Regions from separate parts of the Homo sapiens genome. Here region 2 is linked to region 1. Evidence: chromatin loops called from intact Hi-C (ENCODE). Cell type or tissue: K562. All regions are shown on one strand. Links, peaks and the distances in the headings refer to the core of each region. The heading gives the core; the rest is flanking DNA.

Region 1 (10,392 bases), core at 183-5,182:
ATAAAGTCCCTGATCTTCAAGAAAGTGCTAGGGAAAAAAATTAACCCCTTCCTTTCTTCAAAGAATTATTATGTGGTTTTTTTTTTTAAACTAGATCAAAGAAAGAAAAAGTCAACACTGATATACGTGTTGCTTGAGCCAAAAGGCATGGGAAAAAAGACAACATATAACCATTAAATTCCTAAGAAATATGAGGTAAAAAGATGAAATCTTGGCCAGGTGCGGTGGCTTACGCCTGTAATCCCAGCACCTTGGGAGGCCGAGGCAGGTGGATCACAAGGTCAGGAGTTAAATACTAGCCTGGCCAAGATGGTGAAACCCCGTCTCTACTAAAAATACAAAAATTAGCCGGGCGTGGTGGCAGGTGCCTATAATCCCAGGTACTGGGGAGGCTGAGGCAGGAGAATCACTTGAACCTGGGAGGTGGAGGTTGCAGGGAGCCAAGATCGTGCCACTGCACTCCAGCCTGGGCGACAGAGTGAGACTCTGTTTCAAAAAAAAAAAAAAGGCTGAAGTCTTTAGATAATTTATAAGTCTGTACAAAAAAGCTAGATTTGCTACTCTTCAAAATGTGGAAGGACCTACTCTATAATATATGGAAATAATTTAATGCCATTTGTGGGGAAAAGAGAGATCAGACTGTTACTGTGTCTGTGTAGAAAAAGGAAGACATAAGAAACTCCATTTTGATCTGTACTAAGAAAAATTATTCTGCTTTGAAATGCTGTTAATCTGTAACCTTAGCCCCAACCCTGTGCTCACAGGAACATGTGCTGTATTGACTCAAGGTTTAGGGGATTTAGGGCCGTGCAGGATGTGCCTTGTTAACAATGTGTTTGCAGGCAGTACGCTTGGTAAAAGTCATCACCATTCTCCATTCTCCATTAACCAGGGACACAGTGCACTGCGGAAAGCCGCAGGGACCTCTGCCCAAGAAAGCCTGCGTATTGTCCAGGTTTCCCCCCACTGAGACAGCCTGAGATATGGCCTCGTGGGAAGGGAAAGGCCTTACCGTCCCCCAGGCTGACAACCATAAAGGGTCTGTGCTGAGGAGGATTAGTGAAAGAGGGAGGCCTCTTTGCAGTTGAGATAAGAGGAAGGCATCTGTCTCCTGCTCGTCCCTGGGAATGGAATGTCTTGGTGTAAAACCCAACCGTACATTCTATTTACTGAGATAAGAGAAAACCGCCCTGTGGCTGGAGGTGAGACATGCTGGCGGCAATACTGCTCTTTACTGCACTGAGATGTTTGTGTAAAGTCAAACATAAACCTGGCCTACGTGCACATCCAGGCACAGCACCTTTCCTTAAACTTATTTATGACACAGAGTCCTTTGCTCATGTTTTCCTGCTGACCTTCTCCCCACCATTACCCTATAGTCCTGCCACATCCCCGTCGCCGAGATAGTAGAGCTAGTGATCAATAAATACTGAGGAAACTCAGAGACCAGTGCTGGCGTGGGTCCGCACTTGCTGAGCGCCGGTCCCCTGGGCCCACTTTTCTTCCTTTATACTTTGTGTCTTATTTCCTTTTCTCAGTCTCTCGTCTCCACCTTGTGAGAAATACCCACAGGTGTGGAGGGGCAGGCCCCCTTCATCTGGCACCCATCGTGGGTTCCGTTCTGTAAGGTGAAGATACGCTATGGTGTGATAGTTTAGGACAAAACGAGTACGTCCGTGGTCAGCTTCGCGGTAAGCTTGTGCACTCGGAGGAACCCAGGGTAACAATGGGACAAACTGAAAGTAAATATGCCTCTTATCTCAGCTTCATTAAAATTTTTTTAAGAAGAGGGGGAGTTAGAGCCTCTACAGAAAATCTAATTACACTATTTCAAACAATAGAACAATTCTGCCCATGGTTTCCAAAACAAGGAACTTTAGATCTAAAAGATTGGGAAAAAATTGGCAAAGAATTAAAGCAAGCAAATAGGGAAGGTAAAATCATCCCACTTACAGTATGGAATGATTGGGCCATTATTAAAGCAGCTTTAGAATCATTTCAAACAGGAGAAGATAGCGTTTCAGTTTCTGATGCCCCTGAAAGCTGTGTAATAGATTGTGAAGAAGAGGCAGGGACAGAATTCGAGAAAGGAACGGAAAGTTCACATTGTAAATATGTAGCAGAGTCTGTAATGCCTCGGTCAGCGCAAAATGTTGACTACAATCAATTACAGGAGGTAATATATTCTGGACCACTAAAATTGGGGGGAAAAGGTCCAGAATTATTGGGGCCATCAGAGTCTAAACCACGATGGCCATCAACTCCTCCTCCCGCGGTTCAGATGCCTGTAACATTACAACCTCAAATGCAGGTTAGACAAGTACAAACCCCAAGAGAATATCAAATAGAAAAGGAAAGAGTCTCTATCCCAGCAATGCCAATCCAGATGCAGTATCCACAATATCAGCTGGTAGAAAATAAGACCCAACTGCCGGTAGCCTATCAATACTGGCCGCCAGCCAAACTTCAGTATCGGCCGCCCCCAGAGTATCAGTATGGATGGCCAGGATGTTTCCAGCACCGCAGGGCAGGGCGCTATAGCCGCAGCCGCCCACTATGAGACGTAATCCTACAGCACCACCTAGTGGACAGGGTCGTGCATTACATAAAATTATTGAAAAGACAAAACAAGGGGATACTGACGCGTGGCAGACCCCGGTAATATTAGAACCCATACCACCTGGAAGAGGGGCCCAAGAGGGAGCGCCTCCCCGAGCTGATGCCAGAAATGGGTCCTTTTCTATGAAAATGCTAAAAGACATGAAAGAGGGAGTAAAACAGTATGGACCCAACTCCCCTTATATAAGAACATTATTAGATTCCACTGCTCATGGACATAGACTCATTCCTTATGATTGGGAGATTTTGGCCAAATCATCACTCTCACCTCAATTTTTACAATTTAAGACCTGGTGGATTGATGGGACACAAGAACAGGTCCGAAAAAATAGGGCTGCCAATCCTCCAGTTAACACAGATGCAGATCAAGTATTAGGAACAGGTCAAAATTGGAGCACTACTAATCAACAAGCAATAATACAATATGTGGCCATTGAGCAAGTTAGAGCTATCTGCCTTAGAGCCTGGGAAAAAAATCCAAGACCCGGGAACCACCTGCCCCTCATTCAATACAATAAGACAAGGCTCTAAAGAGCCCTACCCTGATTTTGTGGCAAGGCTCCAAGATGCTGCTCAAAAGTCAATGGCCAATGAGAATGCCCGTAAGGTCATAGTGGAGTTGATGGCATACGAAAACGACAATCCTGAGTGTCAATCAGCCATTAAGCCATTAAAAGGGAATGTCCCAGCAGGGTCAGATGTAGTCTCAGAGTATGTAAAAGCCTATGATGGAATTGGAGGGGCTATGCATAAAGCTATGCTAATGGCTCCAGCAAAAACTGGGGTTGCTTTAGGAGGACAAGTTAGAACATTTGAGGGAAAATGTTATAATTGTGGTCAAATTGGTCATTTAGAAAAGAATTGCCCAGTCTTAAATAAACAGAATATAACAAATCAAACTACTACAGCCAAAAATAAAGAGCCACCTGGCCTGTGTCCAAGATGTGGAAAAGGAAAACATTGGGCTAATCAATGTCGTTCTAAATTTGATAAAAATGGGCAACCATTGTCGGAAAACTGGAAGAGGGGCCAGCCTCAGGCCTCGCAACAAACTGGGGCGTTCCCGATTCAGCCTTTTGTTCCTCAGGGTTTTCAGGGACAACAACCTCCACTGTCACAAGTGCCTCAGGGAACGGGCCAGTTACCACAATACAACAATTGTCCCCCGCCACAAGCGGCAGTGCAGCAGTAGATTTATGTGTTATACCAGCAGTCTCTCTGCTTCCAGGGGAGCCCCCACAAAAAATCCCCTCAGGGGTATACGGCCCACTGCCCGAGGGGACTGTAGGACTCATCTTAGGAAGATCAAGTTTAAATCTAAAGGGAGTTCAAATTCATACTGGTGTGGTTGATACAGATTACAAAGGTGAAATTCAATTGGTTATTAGCTCCTCAATTCCTTGGAGTGCCCGTCCAGGAGACGGAATTGCTCAATTATTACTCCTGCCTTATATTAAGGTTGGAAACAGTGAGACAAAAAGAACAGGAGGGTTTGGGAGCACTGATCTGGCAGGAAAGGCTGCATATTGGGCAAGTCAGGTCTCAGAAAGCAGACCTGTGTGTAAGGCCATTATTCAGGGAAAACAGTTTGAAGGGTTAGTAGACCCTGGGGTGTGGGCGGAAAGCCACCCAGGCGCCGAGACACGAGACTGAAGGCACAAGCTGTTCCAGTATAATCAAGAAAATAGTTAGGAAAAGAGAAAGTTATATTCGAAATAGGATATAGAGATGATTATATATGGATATTATCAATCATTAGTTTTCTGTATTAACCTTTGTATTATTATTATAACCAAAGAAAAACTAGGCCATACAGAGTTAGGAGCTGAAGGGACATTGTGAGAAGTGACCAGAAGACAAGAGTGTGAGCTCTCTGTCACGCCCAGATAAGGGCTGCTTGAGGGCTCCTTGGTCTAGTGGTAGCACCAGCACCTGGGAAGGCACCCGTTACTCAGCGGACCTTGGTCTAGCGGTAGCGCCAGTGCCTGGGAAGGCACCCGTTACTCAGCAGACCTTGGCCTGGCGGTAGCGCCAGCACCTGGGAAGGCACCCATTACTCAGCAGACCTTGGCCTGGCGGTAGCGCCAGTGCCTGGGAAGGCACCCGTTACTCAGCGGACCTTGGCCTGGCGGTAGCGCCAGCGCCTGGAAGGCACCCGTTACTTAGCAGACCAGGAAAGGGAGTCTCCCTTTCCCTGGGAGAGTTAGCGAGCACTCTGCTCCACCAGTTCTTGTGGGGGACCTGACATTCCCCAGGCCTGCCCGCAGTCATCGGAGGCTTCAACGTCTCCCTGTGGTGCTTCAGTGGTCATGCTCCTTGTCCACTTTCATATTCTGCCTGTACACCTGCTGCTTCTCTTAAGTTCTTAGAAGATAGCAGTAGCAGAATTAGCGAAAGTATTAGAGTCTTTGATCTCTCTGATAAGTGCATAGAAGATATGCTAACGTCTGCTGTCCTCCCTCTCTGCTTCAGCTACCACAAAGGGAAAGTCCCCTTGTCATGTGGACACTTGACTTGCTTGTCCTTATCAATCACTTGAGGTGACTCACACTCCTTACCCTGCCCCCTTGCCTTGTATACAATAAATAGCAGTGCATCCAGGCCTTCGGGGCCACTACCGGACTCCGCGCATTGGTGGTAGTGGCCCCAGGGCCCAGCTGTCTTTCCTACTATCCCTTAGTCTCATGTCTTTCTTTCTACAATCTCTCATCTCTGCACATGAAGAGGAAACCCACAAGGTCCTGTAGGGCTGGACCCTACACTGGGGCGGATGTCTCTATCATTGTTTTGCATCAGTGGCCAAGAAATTGGCCAAAAGATGGCTGCAAGTTTGGTGGGCGTAGGCACTGCCTCAGAAGTGTATCAAAGTACTATGATTTTACATTGTTTAGGGCCAGATAATCAAAAAAGTACTGCTCAGCCAATGATTACTCCAATTCCTGTTAATCTGTGGGGTTGAGATTTATTACAACAATGGAGTATGGAAATCAGTATGCCCGCTCCATTATCCAGCCCCATGAGTCAAAAAATCATGACTGAAATGGGACATGTACCAGAAAACGGACTAGGAAAGAGTGAAAATGGTATTGAAGTCCCAATTGAGGCTGAGGGAAATCAAGGAAAAAAAGGGAATAGGTTATCCTTTTTAGGGACGGCCACTGTACAGCCTCCAAAACCCATTCCATTAACTTGGAAAGCAGAAAAACCTGTATGGGTAGATCAATGGCTGCTACCAAAACAAAAACTGGAGGCTTTACATTTATTAGCAAAGGAACAATTAGAAAAGGGACATATTGAGCCTTCATTCTCGCCTTGGAATTCTCCTGTGTTTGTAATTCAGAAAAAATCCGGCAGATGGCGAATGCTAAATGATTTAAGAGCCATTAACGCCATAATTCAACCCATGGGGGCCTCTCCAACCCGCCCTCTCTGGCCCTCATGGCCCTCTCCAGCCATGATCCTCAAAGATTGGCCTTTAATTATAATTGATCTGAAGGATTGCTTTTTTTTACCATTCCTCTGGTGAAGCAGGATTTTGAAAAATTTGCTTATACTATACCAGCCATAAATAATAAGGAACCAGCCACCAGGTTTCAGTGGAAAGTGTTACCTCAGGAAATGTTAAACAGCCCAGCTATTTGTCTGACTTTTGTAGGTCAAGCTCTTCAACTAGTTAGAGACAAGTTTCCAGACTGTTATATTGTTCATTATGTAGATGATATTCTATGTGCTTCAGAAATGAGAGATAAATTAACTGACTGTTACACATTTCTACAAGCAGAGGTTGCCAACGCAGGACTGATGATAGCATCTGATAAAATTCAAACAACAACTCCTTTTCATTATTTAGGGATACAGGTAGAAAATAGAAAAATTAAACCACAAAAAATAGAAATAAGAAAAGATACATTAAAAATATTAAATGAGGCCGGGCACGGTGGCTCACACCTGTAATCCCAGCACTTTGGGAGGCCAAGGTGGGTGGATCACGAGGTCAGGAGATCGAGACCATCCTGGCTAACACGGTGCAACACCAGCTCTACTAAAAATACAAAAAATTAGCCGGGCGCAGTGGCGGGTGCCTGTAGTCCCAGCTACTTGGGAGGCTGAGGCAGGAGAATGGCATGAACCCGGGAGGCGGAGCTTGCAGTGAGCCGAGATCGCACCACTGCACTCCAAATTATTTGAAGAAAATTCGATCAGCACAAGTAAATAGACTAGATCCCTTGGCTCCACTCCAACTTTTGATTTTTGCTACTGCACATTCTCCAACAGGCATCATTGTTCAAAATACAGATCTTGTGGAGTGGTCATTCCTTCCTCACAGTACAGTTAAGATTTTTACATTGTACTTGGATCAAATGGCTACATTAATTGGTCAGGCAAGATTACGAATAATCTAATTGTGTGGAAGTGACCCAGACAAATCATTGTTCCTTTAAACGAGGAACAGTTTAGACAAGCCTTTATCAATTCTAGTGCATGGCAGACTGGTCTTGCTGATTTTGTGGGAATTATTGATAATCATTACCCAAAAACAAACATCTTCCAGTTTTTAAAACTGACTACTTGGATTTTACCTAAAATTACCAGACATAAACCTTTAGAAAATGATCTGACTGTGTTTATTGATGGTTCCAGCAATGGAAAAGCAGCTTACACTGGGCCAAAAGAAGGAGGCCTTGAAACTCAATATCATTCGGCTCAAAGAGCAGAGTTGGTTGCCGTCATTACAGTGTTACAAGATTTTAATCAGCCTATTAATATTGTATCAGATTCTGCATCTGTAGTACAGGCCACAAGGGATATTGAGACAGCCCTAATCAAACATAGCATGGATGATCAGTTAAACCAGCCGTTCAATTTATTACAACAAACTGTGAGAAGAAGAAATCTCCCATTTTATATTACTCATATTTGAGAACACACTAATTTACCAGGGCCTTTAACTAAAGCAAATGAGCAAGCTGACTTACTGGTATCATCTGCATTCACAAAAGCACAAGAACTTCATGCTTTGAGTCATGTAAATGCAACAGGTTTAAAAAATAAATTTAATATCACATGGAAACAGGCAAAAAGTATTGCACAACACTGCACCTGGTGTCAAGCCCTACACCTGCCCACTCAGGAGGCAGGAGTTAATCCCAGAGGTCTGCGTCCTAATGCGTTATGGCAAATGGATGTCACGCATGTTCCTTCATTTGGAAGATTGTCATATGTTCATGTAACAGTTGATACTTATTCACATTTCATGTGGGCAACCTGACAGACAGGAGAAAGTACTTCCCATGTTAAAAGACATTTATTTTTCTTTTTTTGCTGTCATAGGAGTTCCAGAAAAAATTAAAACTGACAATGGACCAGGATACTATAGTAAAGCTTTCCAAAAATTCTTGAATCAGTGGAAAATTGCACGTACAACAGGAATTCCCTATAATTCCCAATGACAGGCCATAGTTGAAAGAACTAATAGAACACCGAAAACTCAATTGGTTAAACAAAGAAAAGAGGGAGACAGTACGGAGTATATCACTCTTCAGATGCAACTTAACCTAGCACTCTATACTTTAAATTTTTTAAACCTTTATAGAAATCAGACTACTACCTCTGCAGAACAACATCTTACTGGTAAAAAGAACAGCCCACATGAAGGAAAACTAATTTGGTGGAAAGACAACAAAAATAAGACATGGGAAATAGGGAAGGTGGTAACGTGAGGGAGAGGTTTTGCTTGTGTTTCACCAGGAGAAAATCAGCTTCCTGTTTGGATACCCACTAGACATTTAAAGTTCTACAATGAACCCATCGGAGATGCAAAGAAAAACGCCTCCGTGGAGACAGAGACACCGCAATTGAGCACCATTGACTCGCCAGATGAACAGAATGGTGATATTAAAAGAACAAATTTTTGAAGCATCAAAAGCCCATTTAAATTTGGTACCAGGAACTGAGGCAATTGCGGGAGTTGCTGATGGCCTCACAAGTCTCTCTCTCTCTCTTTTTTTTAGACGGAGTCTCACTTTGTCGCCCAGGCTGGAGTGCAGTGGCACTATCTCGGCTCACTGCAAGCTCCACCTCCCAGGTTCATGCCATTCTCCTGCCTCAGCCTCCTGAGTAGCTGGGACTACAGGCGCCTGCCACCACGCCCAGCCAATTTTTTTGTATTTTTTTAGTAGAGACAGGGTTTCACTCTGTTAGCCAGGATGGTCTCAATCTCCTGACCTCGTGATCCACCCACCTTGGCCTCCCAAAGTGCTGGGATTACAGGCGTGAGCCACCGTGCCCAGCCGGCCTCACAAGTCTTAACCCTGTCACTTGGGTTAAAACCCTCGGAAGTTCCGCTATCGTAAATTTCGTGTTAATGCTTCTGTCTGTTGTCAGTCTGCAGCTGTACCCAACAGCTCCGAAGAGACAGCGACCATCGAGAATGGGCCATGATGATGATGGTGGTTTTGTCAAAAAGAAAAGGGGGAAATGTGGGGGAAAGAGAGGTCAGACTGTTACTGTGTCTATGTAGAAAAAGGAAGACATAAGAAACTCCATTTTGATCTGTATTAAGAAAAATTCTTCTGCTTTGACATGCTGTTAATCTGTAACCTTAGCCCCAACCCTGTACTCACAGAAACATGTGCTGTGTTAACTCAAGGTTTGAGGGATTTAGGGCTATACAGCATGTGCTTTGTTAACAATGTGTTTGCAGGCAGTATGCTTGGTAAAAGTCATCGCCATTCTCCATTCTCCATTAACCAGGGACACAGTGCACTGCGGAAAGCCGCAGGGACCTCTGCCCAAGAAAGCCTGCGTATTGTCCAGGTCTCCCCCCACTGAGACAGCCTGAGATATGGCCTCATGGGAAGGGAAAGACCTGATCGTCCCCCAGGCTGACACCCATAAAGGGTCTGTACTGAGGAGGATTAGTGAAAGAGGAAGGCCTCTTTGCAGTTGAGATAAGAGGAAGGCATCTGTCTCCTGCTCATCCCTGGGAATGGAATGTCTTGGTGTAAAGCCCAATCATACATTCTGTTTACTGAGATAGGAGAAAACTGCCCCATGGCTGGAGGTGAGACATGCTGGCGGCAATACTGCTCTTTACTGCACTGAGAGGTTTGTGTAAAGTCAGACATAAACCTGGCCTACGTGCACATCCAGGCACAGCACCTTTCCCTAAACTTATTTATGACACAGAGTCCTTTGCTCATGTTTTCCTGCTGACCCTCTGCCCACCATTACCCTATAGTCCTGCCATGTCCCCCTCACCGAGATAGTAGAGCTAGTGATCAATAAATACTGAGGAACTCAGAGACCAGCGTCGGTGCAGTTCCTCACTTGCTGAGTGCCGGTCCCCTGGGCCCACTTTTCTTCCCTTATACTTTGTCTTTGTGTCTTATTTGTTTTCTCAGTCTCTCATCTCCACCTGGTGAGAAATACCCGCAGGTGTGGAGGGGCAGGTCCCCTTCATAATTTCATAAGACTATAACTAGAGCTATGCTAAAGCTTCATATTTCATGAGGGCATCTAAAATGCCTATCCAAAGAACAGGTGCTTCTCTTCTTCTATCCATTTATGCGGTAGTTTTCATGCATTTCTGGCTGAATGTCACAGACAAAAGCCAAGAGGTTATCCCAGACTTCATCCCTGTTGTGAGGAAAGTAGGTCTGGAGGATGGTCATCTTCTCCTGGGTCTCCTTCTCCACTTTGGTGCTGCCAGTGCCATGGATTCCAGTGCCGCAGCTTCCTTGGCTTTCAACTCTTTCTCCCTCTGCAGGTGGT
Region 2 (10,392 bases), core at 2,338-7,337, 54 kb before region 1:
GCGCGGTGCCGGGTCCCACGGCCACGGACACGCTGAGCAGGAAGCACTCTGCCGGTTCGTAGAGGCGCCCAGCGGCCGCCAGCTCGCGCGCGTAGCTGCCCAGGGGCGCCGCGTGTGTGGCCAGCTCACGCAGCGATAGGTAGGTGGGGGATAGCAGCAGCCCCTCCAGGCCAAAGCGCAGGAAGTTGTCGGCCGAGCCTGGACTTGGGAAGCCCAGGAAGAGCACGCCGCGGCCGCGCGACAGGAAGCCGACACGCGCGATGCGCGAGAAAGCGCGGTGCACCGGGCCGCTGTCGCGGCAAAACTGCAGTACGTGGCGGCACACGCTGCCCACGCGGCCGTACACGCAGCGCGCCTTGTGGGCGTCCCAGTCCTCGCGGCGGCACAGGCGCGAGCAGTAGTAGGTGTAGCAGCTGTGGCAGGACTTGAAGTAGAGGCAGGCGTTGAACATGGTCTCGGTGCGCCGGCAGCGCGCATTGGAGCAGGTCATCAGGTCGTCCTCGTCGGCGCTGGGTTCGGGGGACGCGTCGGCCGCCTCTCCCGGGGCCGCGGGCTCCTCGGCGCTGCCGGCCGAGGCGGGGGGCGAGCGTGGCGGCGCCAGCGCGGGGGCCCCGGAGCCCGCGGGCCGCGAGTCCAGCAGTCGGCGCAGTTGGGGGCCCAGGCAGTCGGCCGCGGGCTCTGAGGCCTGGCCGGCGGTGGGTCGCGAGTCGATGACCAGGTCCGTGATGAGCTCGTCCAGCTGCTCTAGGCTCCGCTGGCGGCCAGAGGTGGGGCCGTCGGGGGCCGCGTGGGGAGGTGGCCGCGTGCGGCCCCCGGGCAACTCCCAGGCCCTGGCGCTCGGGCGCTCGGTGGCGCGCAGGTCATTGTCAGTGATGGTGATCTCGGGCGTCACGTACCAGTTGCGGCCCAGGCCCTCGCCCGCGCGGCCCTTCTCCGTCAGCGACGTCTCGGACAGGGACAGTGCGGCGTAGCGTCTGGGAGAGGTGGACAGGTTCACGACGACGGGCGGGCGCCGGCCTTCGGGGGACACGCCTCGCGGCTCCCGCACCTCGCGCCCCAGCAGGTTCTCGTAGCTGCGGCCGCGGCCCAACGGGTCTTCTCGGCGCGGCCCCGGGGCCAGAATGTTGTCCCAGGAGCGCGAGTAGTGGCGGCTGTCGGTGGCCAGCCGGGGCGGACTGGTGCCGGTGCCGCCGTGCCAGGAGGCGAGCAACGGGTCGGGGTCAGAGGGCGGCACCACTTGCAGGGTGCGGTACGGTCGCGGGCCCCAGTCCGCCCAGGCCGGGCTGCTGCGCGGGTGCGGGTACGTCCGAGCCAGGACGTCACGCTCGCGGTACCTTCCGAAGTCCTCCGTGTAAAAGGGGCGGGCGGTGGAGTGGGCCCGGGGCTCCTCGGGGACATAGCGGGGCCCGTAGGGCAGGCCGTAGGCTCGTGGAGCCTCCCCATAGTAGGAGCGGGAGGGCGGTTCCTGGATTGGGAAGGTGCGCACCTCTCCTGCGTAGTAGCCGCCCATGCGCCTTGGACTGGGCCCCGAGAGCTCCTCGGACGGATAGGGCCTGGGGTAGTAGGCGTCGAAGGTTGGGCCGGGACTGGCTGCAAAGCTGCCCCGGAAGCCTTGGGGCTCCTCTGTATAGAAGAACTGGGTGGGGCCCGGCGGGGTGGTGAAGGGCAGACTGCGGCGCTCGGCGTAGTCCCGGGGCCCAGGCAGGGGCCCGTCGCAGTAGAACGCCCGGGGATCCGCACAGTATGAGTCGCTGGGCGTCGGGGTGCGCGACAGCGCCATGTGGCGGGGCCCGGGCACCGTGAGGCCGTGGAACTGCGGGGCGGGGCGGGCCCAGTGCGCGGCCTCGGTGGGCCCGCAGGACCGCGAGCCCCGGGTGGCGTGCTGGAGCACTGCGTCGTCTGGCTTGATGTCCAGGCGGCAGCGCACGTGGGGGGCGGGACCCGCGGGTGGCTCGGGCGGTGCGCAGCGGCCCGCGGCGGCGCACAGGGGCGCGACGCGGCCGGGGCCGCCCCGCTGCGGCTGCAACTTGATGGGATGCAGCTCGTTGGCAAGGGCGCGGAGCGCCGGGTACGCGGGCTCCCGGCGCGGCGATGCCTCGGCCCGCGCCGCACGCTGGGCCTCCCGCCCTCGGCGGGGCAACACCGGCGGCGAGGCGGGCGCGGGCGTCAGGCCCGGGGGCGCGCGGGGCGCACTCTTGGAGCGGGCGCGGCGGCGTGGCTCGGCTTCGCGGGTCCGGGCGCGCGGCACAGCGGACTCCGGCGGCGGTGGCTCCGGCAGGGTCTCCATGGCCGGCCCGTCCAGCGCCTCCAGGAAGTCGAAGCTGCGGCAGTGGCGCTTGTTGAAAGGCGCGGGCTCAGCAGGCCGGGCCACGGATCGCTCACATGGCGAGCACTTGGACGCGGGTCCCGGGGTCGCCACCTTGATGTCCTGGTACACGGTCGACACCAGCAGGTCCGGAGGGTCCGTACGGGTCATCTTAAAAGAGGTCCCCAGGCTGGCGGCTCCAGCTCACACTGCCTTGCGGGGCTTTTGCCCTGGGGGGAGACGCGGGTCAGGGCGGCCCCCTCCGCAGCCCAGGCCCCGCTACTCCCCCACGCTGGCCCGGCTTACCTGGGGCGCAGCGGGCGGAGCAGCCCTGGCTGCGGGCCTGGGCCGAGAACGCGGGCGCTTCCTCCATGCCGGGGTCAGAAGCACCTGCGGGAGGAACCCAGCTGTCCAGGCGCCCGTCCTGCCCGTCCCCCCGTCCTCTCCCTGCGATGGGGCGGGCGGGCCAGAAAGGCTTAGCCGTGGTTGTGGTTCCCGCGGCGGGAGCTCCCGCGTGAAGCTCCAGGGCCTCCCCTCCCCCGACTAGTGACGGCGGGGTCGGCTCGGGTGGACCCCTTTCCGGGTGGGGTAGGGGAGTGGGGGCGTGGTCCTGGGGCTGCGCCCTCTGGTGTCCGCAGTTGGAAGGACGGGCCGCATTTGGGCCTTATTTATAGGTGTTGCCCCAGGAGACGTCAGTGACTGCGCCCCCGTCACAGCGCCCACTGCAGAGCGACCCCTCCGATCGCGCACAGTGGAAGGCGAGTCCCTGGGCCTCAGCCTTAGCCGGCTCTGCACCAAGTGGGTGACACCAACCACCCCACCTGCTGGCCGGGCCGAGCACAGAGCCCCGCCCCCAGCACTGCAAGGACCCACGCCTAGGTGCCCTCAACTTCCCGCGAGCCCCAGGCCAGAAAAATGCCCCCAGAGAGCATACCCGGGCCCTAAATCTCCCTTTCCTCTGCCGACACCTTTTCTGACCCCAAGTATCTTTGGGTGGTTGAAACAAGGCCCCAGCTTTGTGTAAACGCACAGGACACCCCCCTAGGGTTTGCAAGGCAGTCCCAAGCCATCGAGCCGCGAGCTCGTGGCAGCCCCTCCTCTGAGCTGCGCACCAGGCCTGGAAGCTGCCCGCTGGGGGTGGGCAGGGCGGAGGGTGGGGGAAGCCCCACTGCTTTGCAGGAGAGGGCCCTCCCCATTTCGCTCAGAAGGTTCCATGGAAACCTGCATTTCTTAGGCCCCCACGCGGCAGGCTGGCCTGGGTTCAGATGTGGGCTGCCAACCCCTCTGTGATCCCAGAGCCAGCTGGGGGGTGCGTCAGAGAGTGGCCACAGGCCTGGCCTCTGCACACCCAACACCTGGTCTGGGGGGTCTACCCCAGAGTGAGCTGGGGAAAGCGGGTACCTGGCCAGGCCCCTTGCAGGGCAGAACCTCAGGTGGATGGGCCTCTCGGGGTCTGGCCGGGTCCCCCCTCTGTGTCCCAGGTGTGCAGGGGCTTCCTGCTGGCAGGGCTGTTTTTCTGGGTCAGGGCCACGAGTCCCAGGCCTTGTGCCCATCCCAGCCTCCCCCGCCCACCCCCCCATCTCCCCCCTCCACCCCACCCGTGGCAGGACTGTCTACCCTCCTGCTCCCTCTTTCATGCTAAGCTCAAGGCCAGGCCGGAATCCGGCCGGATGACAGGGTGTGAGGCTCCACCCCAGGGAGGTGACAGTCGGCCTTGCTGGCTGCAGCTGTCGGTGACACCCCCTCCCGTGGGGATGGGGGTGGGGTCGGCCCTCTCCCGGGCCCAAGGCCTTCTGGAGCCCACGGAGATGGCTGGCGGCCTTCCCCACCTCCCAGCCCTGCCTTGCCTTGCCTTGCCCTGGCTGGGAGCGGCCCTTCAAGGGATACAGCCGGTGTTGCCTGGGGGCGGGGACTCCCCATCCTTTCGGCTGCCCTAAGGCAGCTTCCCCCGCCCATGACGGTGACACACTCAGCAACTCGGCCCCTAGCCCCTTACCTGGGTGCTGCTCTGGCTGTGCCCCGGTGGGCTGTGCCACCCCCAGGTCGGCTCCTCTGTGTCCCCGGCACTGCTGCGTCCCCGGCACGGGCAGAAGCTTCCAGGCAGCAGCGCGGATCCTGGCCTGGCTGCTCAGTGCTGCCCCTGATGGCAGCTGAAGGGGCTGTACTTAAAGGGGCCGCACCCAGTGGGGGCTGCACCGTGGAGCTGGGGATCATGAGCTGCACTGGCTCCAATTTGGGGCTGTGCAGAGCACAGGGTCCCTGCAGCACCCCCAAGACACAGACCTCAGTGTCTAAGCAGGAGTCTTGTGGCCCGGAGCAGCCTGCCAGTCCCGCCAGTGTCACCCCAACACACTTGCCTGAGAGGAGGGGCCCGAACCCTGGCCTGGGCTGCAGAGATTGGTCAGGGGCATCTTGGAATTCGCATCTCCTGTCGGGCGAGGCAGGAGCAGATGGGCTACTCTGTGCCCCACTGGCCTCTCCCCAGGCCCTATCTGCTTCAAGGCTGCCAATGCCAAAATCTTGGCGGGTACCTGGGGCCAGATGGCCCCTGCAGCCTCTTGTGTCCCCAGGATGCCATCCTCTCTGGGTGAGGCCACTCCTGCATCCGGTCCCTGCCAGCCTGGGAAGGCCTGCACGTGACCTGCCATACCTGCCTGGTAATGTCCTCGTCCCACTCTGCCAGCCCCTCCCCAAGGCATTGGGCCTGGGAACGTTCTAGCTTGGCAGAGGGGTGGGGAGCTGATGCCCTTGGCTCTGAAGGGCAGGACCTACCCCATTCTGCACTGTTCAAAGCAGGGCCCACTGAAACCCCAACATAGCCGTCCATGGTGTGATCCTGTCAAGTTCACGTACTGTCGACCCATCCCCACACCAGGCGAACCCCTGAACCCGGCCCTGACCTCATGGGCTGTGGGCTAAGGGGCCAGGCTAAGCTTGCTGTGGGCCACAGCACCTGCTCAGGGACTGCAGTGACTGCCCAACACCCTGGGGCCACAAGGCTCCCAGGCAGAGGAGCCTCCAGCTTGGCCACCTCCTCCCCTTCACTGGCACACTCTTCCTGCCTGCCCTGCAGGGTTCTCATGGCAACAGTAGCTGTGGGGGTGGAGGCTGGGCGCTGCTGACAGCTGGAGGGGGCAGGAGCCTGAAGGCGGGGGGCAGGGCTGCAGGCGGCTGCCTGGGAGCCTTGCAGAGTGGACTTCCACCTCCTGGGGCTGAGGTCGCCAAGCGTGCTGCGTGCAGCTGCTGAGCCCTGGCACAGGTGGGCTGGAATGTACCCAGGGTGTGGCCAGACTTGGTGGGACGTCCTCACACCACTGCTGGGCAGCCTCCTGCCAACCCACGGCAGCCTGGGCCCGGGGCAGCGGGAGCAGAGGTACAGGCAGAAGAACAGACACACGCAGAGTGAAACAGGAGTGCTTTATGGTCTGAGTGGAGTGTTTGGGAGGAGTGCCTCCCGGCTCCTGCCTTCGGGCTCACCTGAGCGGGGGCGCAGCTGAGGCCACTGTGGGAAACACAACCCCCACTCCCAGGAGAGGCCTCACATGCTGCCTTCGGTCTCGCCAGCCTTCTAGCGTGGGGCCTGGGCCGCCCTTTAGGGTGAGTCTGCACACCCGTGTTCAGGGCTCCCGGCCGGAAGCGGAACCATAGGCATGCTGCGGCCCCAGATGAGCGCGGAGGGCAAGCAGGTGCCGGGGCAGCGCACACCCCACAGCCAAGCGGCCCCTGCCCAGCCTCTGTAAACAGACCCTCACAGGTCCCTCCTGGGCCTCAGTCACATCCCTGAGAAACACTGGCGGCTCTGCCCCGAGAGGGCCAGGGTGTCCACCGAGCCTGGCTGAAGCCAGCTGTCCCCTCCCTTCTTGCAGAGCAGGCTCACACTGGGCCTGAAGGCCCAGCACCTGCAGGGCCCAGCCTGGGGACCACCAATGCCCGGCCTCTTCCAGCTCAGAAGCGCACACGGCAGCCACGGGGCAGCGGCAAAGGCGATGGTACAGAGGCAAATGCCTCCCCAGGCAGTGACAGGCACGCCCCCCGCCCCAGGGCGGCCACTGCCCACGCCGGCCTAGAGCTCCTCGTAGTCGCCACCCCCAGGGTGGCGGCCGCCCGGGGCCCCGCCCCCCAGGAAAGCCTCCAGCTCATCGGCAGCCGTCCTCTCCCTGCTGCGCGGGGGCCGCTGCTGCCGCCGTCGCCGCTCCTCCTTGCCCTCCTCCTTGTCCTTGCTCTTCTTGTGTTTGCTCTTCTTCTTGGCAGCTTTTTCTTCTTCCTGAGGAGCACAAGGATGGGGCGCCATGGAGTCACAGGAAGCCACAGCCCTGGTCCCAGGACCGCATGCCACCCAGTCCTGGCCTGCCAGGAAGGGGAGTAGCCAGTACCTCTTTGCCTTTTTTCTTCTTCTTCTTCTTCTCCTTAGAGGGGGTTTTGCCCTCCTTACCTGCACAGACAGGACAGACAGTGGCTCAAACTCAGGCCAACGGGGACCCCAAGCTGGGTGACAGGACTTCTCTAGAAACTCACAAAGCAGCGAGCCCCAGCCCTCCAGGAGGCCCTGCTGATGGACAGGACCACACTGCAAACATCAGCTCCTGCAGGGGGCTGCCAGGAGCATGGCACAGCATCCTGGACTCAGGAGAGGACCCCGGCCAGCGGCCAGCAGCTGGGAGGAGGCCCACGTTCTACCCAAACTCCAGCAGGCTGACCGCACTCTGGTGCCCCCACCCACCTTCCTCACTGCTCTCCTTGGGTCCGGCCTCCTCCAGCCCCAGCCCGAAGAGGTCCGAGTCATTCTTCAGTCTGAAGGCGGGGAGAGGGAGCTTGGGGGGTGGGGGCGGCTCGGCAGGGCCCTCATCCTCGTCAGTCACATCGGAGGGGTCATCTCGCACGGGAAAGTCATCCTGGAGCAGGGAGAGCAACTGGTCAGGCCATCATCCCTCCCACACCCCCAGGGGTTGTGGGATCTCAAACCAGGCCGGCAAGGCCCAAGTGTGGGGACATGAGATGCCTCTTCCAGAAGCCTCCTCCCACTGCACCCACCCAGATCAGGCCTGTGGGAGGGACCCTGGCCACCTGGCTGACCTCTGCCCCGGGAGGACTCGTCTTACCGCCCTGCGCTGTGTGTCTGATCCCTCGCTCTCAAAGTCGGGGTCATCCATGACGAAGGACAGCATTTGTGCAGCAATGGGTCCCTCGGGGTCACTCTCCGACGAGGAGGCCTGCTCACCCTTCCCCGGCTCCATCTCAGCAGGGGGCCTGGTGCTGCTGCGCTTCTCCGGACCTGTGCGAACAGAGACACCGCCTGGCCAGGGGGGTGCTGCGGTCCTCGTGGGAGCTGTCCCCCTCCGTGGCTTCGAAGCTGGTATGGAGGACCTTTGTGGACAAGCAGAGGGTCAGTCAGGGTCCTCTGGAGGCGTCCTGAACTGCCCCACCCGGGTCTCCAGGCCGCACCCGTGGGGACACCTGCCCTTACCACTTGGTCTCTGGCTCTGAGCACTGCTGGGGAGCTGGGGCAGGGCCTTTTGTGGGAGCTGCCACTTCTGCTTCCTCCTCACTCGAAAGAGTGATGTCTTGACTGGGGACGGGGCCTGCAGGCAGCGGGGGACTCCCACGTGGCTGGTCTTCGAGGTCCACATCGTCCTGGAACCCTGCCACCATCGGGTTGCCGCCCAGGGCCTCCCCATCACTGCAAAGCAGGGGGCAAAGCGGTCAAGGGCCACGGGGTAGGGATGGCTGGCCGGGCTCACGGGCCTTGGTTCTAGGCGCCCTGGTACCCAGCACACCCTGGCCGTGGGGCCACCCCACCCCAGGTGCTGTGTTGTGGAGAGGCCCCCTCATGGTCACAGGGCTTCTGAGCAGGAAGGGGTCGGGGGCACAAGGTTGGACACAGTGCTGCCCTGCGGCCGCTCAGTGGGTGAAGGATGTGGAGCCGCACAAGTGGGCGCTCGTGGAGGAGGCGGGCCCAGCTCAGGGCCACGGGGCTTTCTGTCCTTTGTGTATTTCTGGAGGAAGCCGCTGCCCCACAGCAATGGGTGAGGCTGAGGTGCTGAGGCCACTGTGGGTGGAGCTTGTCCAGGGCTGTCCTGGGACCAAATGCAGGGCTTTGCTGCAGGCAAAATTTGGGGCAGCTTGGCAGACAGAGTGGTGGGAGGGGCTGGCAGATGGCTGGGGAGGCGGCTCTAGCTCCCAGCTCTAGGACCTGCAGGAAGCCGCCCCTGTCTCTGCAGCACCTGGATCCTGGCCCTGTGGAGACCACATCTGGTGGCCTGAACCTCCCATATGACCTGCAGTGGCCTCTCCAATGGCTTCCATGTGGCATCTGCCCACAGAAGACCCCAAGGTGCCCCTGTCCTCTCCAGGGTGTGGGCAGAGCAGGTGGCCAGGCCTTTCTGATGTCTGGAAGCCCCGTCCAAGCCCTTCCCTCGTCTGCTCCAGCCACAGAGCTGCTCTGTCCTCAGCCAACAGTGACCAGCCGGCGGGGGGCCCCTTCTGCGCCCCTAGAAAGCCAGCCCCACCTGCTGCTCGGGCACCCTGGAGGCTGGGGGGCAATGGGAGAGGAGGCCCAGGCCCACCCCTCACCTGTCGCTGTCCTGCTGGGCAGCCTTGGCCCCCACCTTCTTCTCGTCCCTGGCGGGGGTTGTGTCTTCCAGGAAGCTGCGGTCCAGGCGGTCGTCAGGAACAAAGTCCTCCACACTCTGGACCGTTGCTGGGCCCTCTGCGGCCGGGACTGGCTCTGTGAACAGTGATGCCGGGTCCTCTTCACTCGGCACCAGAACCCTCACTGCACCCAACCCCAAGCCAGGCCCACCCGGGATGTGCCCACGGGACTGGGACAAGCAGGAAGAAGCGTGGAGCGCTCCGAAATCCAGGACCCCACCTGTGAGGGCCTGGGGGTCTGGGACCAGTTTGGGAGGGGCAGCTCCAGGGCCTACCTGGAGGTGGAGGGGCTGCCTCGGTGGCAGGTGACGTCCCAAACAGCCTAGAGATGATGCTGCGCCGTGGGGCGGGGGCTGAGGGGCACGCAGGTGGGGGCAGGGCCTCTGAGGGTGGTACAGGGGGCACAGAGGATGGTGGGGCGGCATTGAGGGGCAGCTGTGGGGCGGGCTGGGGTGTGCCGGGGCTGGAGCTCCCCGTGGACACAGCGCCTGCAGGCACCACTGGTGACTGGGAGCCCGGGGATGGGCTCTGCCCGTTGGCCGCCAGTGGGGACGCATGGCCACGGCTGCGAGCCTCCATCATCTCCAGGAAGCTGAAAGGCAGAAGGCGGGTGAGAAGCCTGGCTCCCCTGCCTCTCCCTGAGGCCCTCAGGTGACAGGGGGCTCTCTGCTGCTGCTGCTGGGGCTGGGAAGAGCCACTGTGTTCTGGGCCACCCGCCCCACAGAGGCCATCATCCCCATCCACTTCCAAGGGCAGCAGTGCCAGCCAGGCACGGTGGCTCATGCCTGTAATCCCAGCACTGTAGGAGGCCAAGGCAGGCAGATCACGAGGTCAGGAGGTGGAGACCGTCCTGGCTAACGCAGTGAAACCCCGTCTCTACTAAAAATACAAAAAAAATTAGCCGGGTGTGGTGGCGGGTGCCTGTAGCCCCAGCTACTTGGGAGGCTGAGGCAGGAGAATGGCGTGAACCCGGGAGGCGGAGCTTGCGGTGAGCCGAGATCACACCACTGCGCTCCAGCCTGGGCGACAGAGCGAGACTCCATCTCAGAAAAAGAAAGAGCAGCAGTGCCAAAGGGTGGGGACAGCAGGCACCAGCGTACATGTGTCCAGCTCCCCTGAAAGTCACTTCGGATCTGTTCTGAGGCACAGCTGTTGGGGGCTCCATGCAGAGGTGGCCAGATGGCAGCAACTGGACCTTCCCGTGAGCGGGGGTTTCTGGGAAGAGGAGGGGGCTGGGGCTTGGTGGAGCACGTGCGGCCATCGCAGCATCCAGCTGACCCAACTCTCAGGCCCAGGAAATGCCAGGATTGGTTCAACAGAGAAGCGCCCATGCGGGGGGCTCCATTCTGGGGCTGGCCTGGCAGCTGGAAGCCACGGGTCCCTCTCCAGGCATCAAACTGCCTTCCCTCTCGGTCTCTTGCTGTGTCTGAGCCAACAGC

The links. Hi-C counts contacts between places; a loop is a spot of excess contacts. Peaks named below come from ENCODE experiments on the same cell type or tissue, not always from the same donor. Only the 100,000 strongest peaks of a DNase experiment are listed, where the experiment ranks them.
Region 2: a loop joins it to region 1, with 8 times the contacts of the local background. A loop is called at or near these places in 39 of 110 quality-filtered maps.

What each region holds. Positions count from the first base shown.
Region 1 is chr9:136,780,002-136,790,393 of GRCh38, reverse strand. It overlaps the pseudogene ATP6V1G1P3. Among named protein-coding and RNA genes, the nearest start is that of TMEM141, 6.1 kb to the left of the region's middle. RefSeq lists an enhancer at 2,325-2,484 and a cis regulatory region at 2,392-2,691. In K562, for the core only: a CTCF peak has its summit at 2,572 (motif pointing left); DNase peaks (open chromatin) are centred at 2,533 and 5,123; H3K4me3 peaks cover 242 bases.
Region 2 is chr9:136,836,499-136,846,890 of GRCh38, reverse strand. RABL6 (RAB, member RAS oncogene family like 6) reads right to left here. Exons shown (of 15, transcript NM_024718.5): 9 at 9,229-9,545; 10 at 8,876-9,029; 11 at 7,770-7,982; 12 at 7,405-7,669; 13 at 7,026-7,197; 14 at 6,679-6,737; 15 at 5,704-6,569. The coding sequence ends at 6,369. It overlaps AJM1 (apical junction component 1 homolog), which reads right to left and starts at 4,413. Exons shown (of 3, transcript NM_001080482.5): 1 at 4,302-4,413; 2 at 2,612-2,695; 3 at 1-2,535. The coding sequence starts at 2,476. RefSeq lists enhancers at 2,407-3,287, 3,288-4,168, 4,300-4,594, 4,584-4,723, 4,169-5,050 and 1 more and silencers at 3,944-4,273, 5,220-5,514. In K562, for the core only: CTCF peaks have their summits at 2,945 (motif pointing left) and 4,437; DNase peaks (open chromatin) are centred at 4,440 and 6,410; H3K4me3 peaks cover 301 bases.